Linked DNA regions of Homo sapiens: regions 1 and 3 are each linked to region 2. Evidence: chromatin loops called from intact Hi-C (ENCODE). Cell type or tissue: heart left ventricle. All regions are shown on one strand.

Region 1 (2,500 bases), 580 kb after region 2:
TGCCCCCACCAAAAATGAAGTGCCTTGATGCCTCTGAGGATTATGCAGATGTGGGCATTATTTATACATCTGTGTGATGCATCAAGTATCAGAAGGTGTCTCCGGGCATGAGTCACAAGGCCTCTAAAAGCAATGACTCTTTTATAGGGTTTTAGATTACGGTGATTTTCCGTAAATCCTGCCAGAGTCACACAACAGGCCAAGAGCAATTAACATTAATTAAATGATCCCCACAAAGAGGTTGCCTCGCTGACACACTGATAACCTCTAAATGCACTTAGCCTGCTACATTCTTGAAGGTGTTCCTTCAGCTGCTCCGGGGGCACTGGGCAGGCTCCCGCTGCCCTGGGCGGCTGCACACACACGTGGAACACCACTGTTCCTGCTGCGATGTGTGCATAAGAACTACCTGGAGATCATGCTAAAATGAGATTCTGATTCAGGAGGTCACAGATGGCACCTGGGATTCTGCATTTCTAACAAGCTCCTTGATGATGTTGACGCTGCTCATCCCCAGACCACACTTTGAGAAACAACACTGTACAAAGCCCCGGACACAGACCCGGGGAGTGGGGGGAGGGGGTGGCCTGGGTTGGGTACAGGAGAGCAACTCTAAACATCCAGTGCATTGCTAATGTGCTGGCCTCTCCAGCCTGCTTTTCCTATCCCCGGGAACCACCAGTGAAGAGAACTAAGCAAGCAGGACATTGTGCAGATGCTAGGGTTAACATCAAAGCTGACCAAAACCAGCTTCTGAGAAAAAAAAAAAAAAAGGAGTCCAGGAATAGCTCCACCCTCATCCCCTCTGCATTTTGCACCTGTCTTTTAGAGAAATCACCTGGGATTTTCTAAAGAAAGCCACACCCCACCATTATGAAGCACTTGGAGTTGGAGCTTTTTCCAAGATGGAAGGGTGGGGACCAGAAGACAACCTCTTTAGTGGCGCCAAGAACTCCTGTCCCTAGGCAGAGAGACACTTCTCTGTCTTTACACCACAGGGCACGATGATGAAACTGGATTTAAAGGCTGGCACACCGCCAGTAATGAGGGCCAGGGTAGGGAGCTGGGGACTATAAAGGCCAAGAAATCAGGGTGTAGAGAGAGGAGGCAGGAAGAATGTGAGTAGTGGGTGCGTCAGGAATGGGCAAAGGTCAAACATTTGAAAAATAGCCCGAGAAGCTTTGGCAGGGACTTCCTGACTGTGGAGTGGTGACAGCCGTGAGGAGGTGACCCAAGTGTGGCAGCCAGCAGAAGGAAAGAGCACTCGGTCAGGGCCAGGATGGGAAATTTAGAGAAAATAGTACAGAGAGAAGTTAGGAAGCTACCAGGGCCCATCTCGGGGAGCAGATGTGAGTTTGTGGCAGCCCTATAAAATTGTAGGCCAATCAGTTGTAAAATTATATCACAATTTTATAAAGATGCGGCTGCAGAAAGCATCAGTAACAACTGGGAGTGGAAGGTTTCCATTTTAATTCAGTAATGACATGGATGAAGTTAGAAATGTCTCATGAGTCCACAGAAAGGGGTTTGGATACTTCTCTTAAAGTAACCTTGTAGCATTTCCTGATCAAAAATAAATTCAAGCATGAAAATATTGGGGAAGGAAAAGGGGAAAGTTCACTTTGGTTGATGAGATCTTAGAAAAAGAAGTCACAGGAGAAGCGGAGGAGAAGGCCCAGGCATTTTACACAGAGAATTCTTGGGATTCCTCAGAGACTGGAGTCATCTGACCAAGAAATGTGCCCTTGGGTCTGTAGCCTTTTTCTTCTCTCTGACACCCTTCCTCCGTGGATTTTCAGTGCAACACGAGCCAAGCTGGCTATTAATAGAGCAAGAACAATTTTACCACGGGATGTGGTGTTTAATTTAAAGAGACGTCAAAGAGTGAGGGGCAGATGGCTGGGCAGGCAGTGCTTCCCAATGACCTTGGTGAGCCCCTGACTCATCCCAGATCTTACAGATCCAGAAATGTGCTCTGACGAATGAGCCCTGAGTTGATCAAGCTTTAGTGAAAAAAATGAGAAATGGATAAGCCAGGGGTCTGCGTATTAATTTCTAGTAGATCTATGGGTAGCTTGAGAAATGAGAACAGTTATCAGTTCGGGTGATCATTTCTGGAAAGGTGTTCAACTCAAGGGACTCAATTATATATCTCAAGATCACCAGCATGTGGAAAATCCCAAACCTTAAAGCTCAAACAGAAAAATAAGCAAGTAATTCTCAAAACACTCCTTCCTCACACCATAGTGAAAGAATGACCAATTCTTGTTTATCCCACTCTACCTTCCCATAAATTTAGTGCACCCCCCTCTCCTGCAAGCACAGCTTCACTCTTACTGGTTATTTGATTGGTTTCCTAGGGCTGCCTTAACAAGGTACTACAATTCAGCGGCTTAAAACCAGAAGTGTAGGGCCGGGCGCGGTGGCTCACGCCTGTAATCCCGGCACTTTGGGAGGCCGAGGCGGGCGGATCACGAGGTCAGGAGATGGAGACCATCCT
Region 2 (2,500 bases):
TGATTCTGATTTATTGCACTTCAGTAATGGTATACTTTTTAGCATGTGGGACTTTCTGTTTCTACAACAGAGTAAGTCACTTGTTGCCTGAATTCACAGAAGCAGTGAATAATACTGAATTCAAATAACATACGTTGATATTATTCCTGTGAAAGTTTTTGAGGTAAGACTTTGAAAACTCTTGGTATAAAGTCAATTTGAATTTGCAGGGAGATTTACATCTTCTGAGTGATTTGTTTTAGCTGATTCAGGAATAATTTATGAAAAATGGAAAATCTTTGTGCTGCTCATATGCTGTGGCTTTGGTCAGGAGCAGTTAAATTTCTAGCCTTTTGTATAATACTGAATGAAAGAAAAGATGGAAATCCAGAGTAAATTGCTGTGATGGTATTTTTATTGTTGTTACAAGAGAATTGGAGTGCTTGGACTTGTAATGCATTTTACAGATACCGTATTGGTGATATTTTATTACATGTCACATTTATATATAATTGTTTTTACGGATGCAAATTTTTAGAAGAAAGAAAATCAGGGAGTGATAAGTGGGCAAAATAAGTTACCTTATATAAAGACCTTTTCTTTACTACAAGTTCCCTAATGTTTAGCCCATCTTGGATGATCAGTGGTATCTGGAATCTTAAAATGCCAAGACACTATGGCTAAGATACTACAGCTTCATATTTTGGCAAAAATTTTGACAGAATTATAGAAGTCTTTCTGAAACTTACAAATAATATGTTTTAAAATATTCTTTTCCAAAGTTATTATAGATGGATTTTAGAATCTGCTTTATTTCCTGGTGATTTTAAAATTGGAAATGTAATCTACAAAGCTCTATGTGATTTTTGATTCCATTAATAGTAGTAGTAATCATAATGACAGTTTAATTAACACTATCGAACACTTACTAGATGTGAGGCGTTACTCTGTATACTTATATCAACTAATTTTTAATCCTCACAACAGTCCTATGAGTACTGCCTAGGTGAACTTGAGACACGAATTAAATTAAGGTCATACCTGGTAAAGCCAGGATTTGGACTAAGTTAGTTTGGTTCTGGAGTCCATGTTCCTACCTATCATATTGCACTGCCTTATTATTTGTGGTATCATCTTTAAAAGAGCTTGTCTGTTTTTAAGAGTCTCAATTTGGGTAGTAATTAAAGAGTATCTTTAATGTTTTTAAGAGTAGAATTGAGACTCAGACTTTATCTTTTCTTGAACACATGGAATTAGCTACATTTTGAAGTATTAACAGTTGGGGTTCTTATATACCTTGTCTATGATTTCCCTCATTTATTAGGGTTTTTGTCTATATTTGAAGGTTTGTTTTTTTAGTGTTTCGTGTTGATTGGGAATATCGCATTAGAAATACTGTTACTTGAATCCTCCCAAAAAAATGAAACTTGTAGTATATATATTTGGAAATTAGTACTCACTTTGCCCAATCATTGATAATGTCTTCTTTTTCCAAAAATATATTATGACAAACACAGGATTCTGTTACAGCGTTTGGTTTGCCACAGTTGCAATGCCCTGTATTATCCAGTTGAGGGCAGCTATTTACTGATTTAAAAAAATAATAATTGAATTAGAATGTTACCCCCTTGTGCTTACCAAAACTTGGTATCCACTAAAAAACTCCACATTTGAGGTACAAACAGCCTTAATTGTGTTCACTTATGTTTTGTTTCTGTTGTCATTGTAAATTATTTCATGAAAATGAAAAGCCTAGCTTTACTTCATAGTAACTTTTGGTCTCTTAGAAACTAGAAACTGTTGATTTTAGTTTTAATTTTCCCAATCCAAGTTCTTTTCAATTCTAAATCTTTTTTCCCCCCGTTAGGATCAGACTCATTGAGATCAGGGATTTTCTTATCTTTAAAATGTCTGCATGTAAATACATGTGACTTTAGAGTTCTTTGAGGGCTTTTAAATGTAAAAGTGAAAATTTATAATATTGAATACATTATCTTTATTAACCAGTGGAATAACCACTGATGGCTAACTAGGTCTTTGATTCATTTTTCTAAATGCCAAATGAACATGTTAAACTCGTAGAATATATTACCCTCTTCTAATTTTTCTGCATTGGAGTATCACATTGTTAAAATTGTATCTTCTATGTAGTTCAGGAAAAGAAATTCAGGGGGGTTAATTATCCAATTGATTTCAAAGGTATCACTGAGACAGAATTTTTTTGAAAATAATCTCAGACTGCAGAAAACTGTTGTAATATTAACAGGTAGTGTTAGTAACTGAGATAAGGATATTCCATGGGACCTACTTTAGCAAAAGGGATTGTCTAATGAGAGAAGGACAAAATATGACATATGTTTCACAAACAAAACAATTAGTCTTATGTTGGAAAATAAAGTGAACATCTGAGGAGATGCTAAGACTAGCATGAACCTAGTATTCATTCTGCAGGATAGTAAGTTGTCTCATAGGGCTGTAGACATGGTATCTTGGATATCATTCTCACTTTTTTTCTACTACC
Region 3 (2,500 bases), 710 kb after region 2:
AGGTGTACGAAGGAGATCCTTCATGCACGTCTGGAAACAGATGCAGATGATCCACCATCCCCTGAGGATTGTCCAGTTAACGTTTCTGGAATTGGGTGCCGCAGAGATGGAAATCGCGTTTAACACACAAGTGTTCCATAATAACCAATCTCTTGTCTACTTTGTGGTCTGCTTTAAAGAGAAATCGCCAAAAACCTTTTAATGTACAAAATGTTATATATCATGCACCAAAGCTGTATTACAAATGACTAGATGTCTTTTTCTCTCTTTAGTGCTTCAGTTATCTGCACAGTTTACTGGGCCCCGCTTTATTAGGGGCTTGGGTTGATGTTTGTGCCTTTCTAGAAAAGTAACCTTTCACAATACTTGCCTTTGACCAAAAAGGGGGCTCCCTTCTCTGTAACTGTGACAGCTCCCTCCATGCCATGTCCCTTGAACAGGTCTTTCCACCATATCCTGACCTTGGAAACCCAGGACAGGCAGGGAGAGGCTAGAGTCTTGTGTGCTTTCCTTCAGGATACTTCAAAAATAGCTTTAGCTAGAAACAGTTGGGTGGCAACTAAGAGGGTGTGTAAATTCAGTCCTCAGGGAACCAAAGGCCGAGTCTCTGCCCCATGTGTCAGAGCCGGCTCCAGTGTCTGTGTGTGATGGGGAGTTCCCAGCTTGCATTACCCAGTACTCCTGGTCGGCCATTTATTAACACAGAGGACCAGCACTGTGCTAGAAATTCCTTGTTACATCTGTTTGTCTTGGGTAGGCAGCAGCAGGGCCTGGGAGCTGCGCTCCTGGCTGGAAACAGTTGCACTTGGATATCACTTCTCAGGGTGGGATTAAACACAGACAAAAGCTGAGGATTTATGCTGCAGCACAGGGCTCGGCAGCCACAGAGGCCACTCTGTGAGCGTCAAGAGGGCCAGGAGCAGGAGAGTCTGGCCTGGAGACAGGGCCGCTCCACTACCACCCAGTGGCTCCCACCCTCCTGGACTCCAGCCAGGAGTGCACAATCCTCGTCTTAAATAGGATTGAGCAAAGGATGGGACAACCGGCGTCTGTTGTATAAGCCTAGGGGACTGGGGACTGGGGGCCTCGACTGTCATGGCCACTGCACTAATTTGTGGAGTTAACTAACATTATGTATTCTAACTCTGGGAGGAAAGGACATTTCAGCCACCGGGCTCCCATGTGTTCCAGGAGGCTGCTGAATGATGTTTCTCTAGCGGCACTGCTTGGTACCACCCCGCCTGGCCCTCCTTCTCGGGGAGCAGCCAGCCTCTTCGTTTGAAGGCATCTGTCCTAGAGGTGCACTGCTTCTCCTTCTGAATGGTGTGATTGGAAGTGATCCCCAAGCACTCTGCCACTCTTCCGCTTATTTTGGCCCAGGCAAATCCAGCCAACATTCGAGCTGTGGGTCCCGTCAGAAAGAGGCTGGCTCACTGGCCAGCCTGCTCAGGGTCTGCCGTGTGCTTCCCACCGCAGCAGCTACCACAGGCGCTGAGAAATCGCTCCCTGGTCTGTGTCTGCAGACGCAGACCCAGGAGGGGCCCCGCCTACTTCCAGGCACAGGCTGCTCGTCCGCCTGGTTTTCCTGGAGGGAACTGCTGCGTAGATTTTTCACGAGCAAGTCCTTACAGGTGGTTTCTGTTTTGAGCCAGGTTTTCAGCTAGGAGCTTTTTTGGGAGTCTGTGCAGATGAACAAAATCAACACTGGTCAAAGTCTAGATATCTACGAGGAGGGGATAAATTATGATAAATACATCTGATGGATACTAGCTAGATCTTTTTATTAAGAAAGTACTTCTGTGCTAAATGAAAGAAAGCAGGACACAAACTGAATATACGTTATGATCCCAAGTATGTTACAAAACAGAAAGAAAAAGATGGGAAGAAAAAACACCAAAATATTAACATTGGTTTTCTTGAGAAAATGGGAATTCCGGTGATCTCTTTTGATCTCTCCTGTATTTCCTTATATTTTCTGCAGTGAATGTGTATTAACTTTTATTATTAGAAAATGATTTTTAAAATTTAAGTCCTAGTTCAAAAAATAAACGTGTCAGAGAAAGGGGGCAGATGGACTCCTCCGACTTACAGGGCAGCTCCATGGAACGCCATCCAGGTCCCCAGTGCTTCTGCTGGCAGCACTCCACTGATAAGCATGTTGAGAGTGAGGAAGTTTCTTCCCGCTTCTGTGCCCCCTTTCTCCCAATGGTTTCCTCATTGTCAGGCCACGTACATATCTGCTGAATTGAGTTGGAGGCACGTGCATTCTGTATTTTTCTAAGAGTAGGGCCAGGCTTTTCCTGAGCAGTCGGGCAGCGGCAGAGGGGTGCCCTGTAGGGAGCTTACCCAGGACCTGCCAAGCACACCTCCTTGGCCACAGTCACAGCGCACGTTCTGAGGCACCAGGCTGAAGGCGCAGTGCCTGTCCCAGCAGTGATAAGTATTTGTGGTTTGTTTTTGAATCAGACTGGGGAAGACTTTGAGCCCTGCTGAGACTCAG

The links. Peaks named below come from ENCODE experiments on the same cell type or tissue, not always from the same donor. Only the 100,000 strongest peaks of a DNase experiment are listed, where the experiment ranks them.
Region 1: it touches region 2 in a loop (6-fold over the local background); 6 of 110 quality-filtered maps call a loop at or near these places.
Region 3: a loop joins it to region 2, with 3 times the contacts of the local background. A loop is called at or near these places in 5 of 110 quality-filtered maps.

Annotation. Positions count from the first base shown.
Region 1 is chr4:151,806,030-151,808,529 of GRCh38, reverse strand. All of the region lies in intron 2 of LOC127898557 (a long non-coding RNA gene), which reads right to left. The region is part of intron 2 of LOC105377488 (a long non-coding RNA gene); the gene reads right to left. Among named protein-coding and RNA genes, the nearest start is that of GATB, 46 kb to the right of the region's middle. In heart left ventricle, no CTCF peak of the experiment used is centred here; a DNase peak (open chromatin) is centred at 1,179; H3K27ac peaks cover 2,353 bases.
Region 2 is chr4:152,384,829-152,387,328 of GRCh38, reverse strand. The region is part of intron 4 of FBXW7 (F-box and WD repeat domain containing 7); the gene reads left to right. Among named protein-coding and RNA genes, the nearest start is that of FBXW7-AS1, 48 kb to the right of the region's middle. In heart left ventricle, a CTCF peak has its summit at 1,542 (motif pointing right); no DNase peak of the experiment used is centred here.
Region 3 is chr4:151,673,958-151,676,457 of GRCh38, reverse strand. All of the region lies in intron 11 of GATB (glutamyl-tRNA amidotransferase subunit B), which reads left to right. LOC107986197 (a long non-coding RNA gene) reads right to left here. Exons shown (of 2, transcript XR_001741447.3): 1 at 1-2,500. Among named protein-coding and RNA genes, the nearest start is that of GATB, 86 kb to the left of the region's middle. In heart left ventricle, no CTCF peak of the experiment used is centred here; a DNase peak (open chromatin) is centred at 1,538; H3K4me3 peaks cover 1,118 bases; H3K27ac peaks cover 1,768 bases.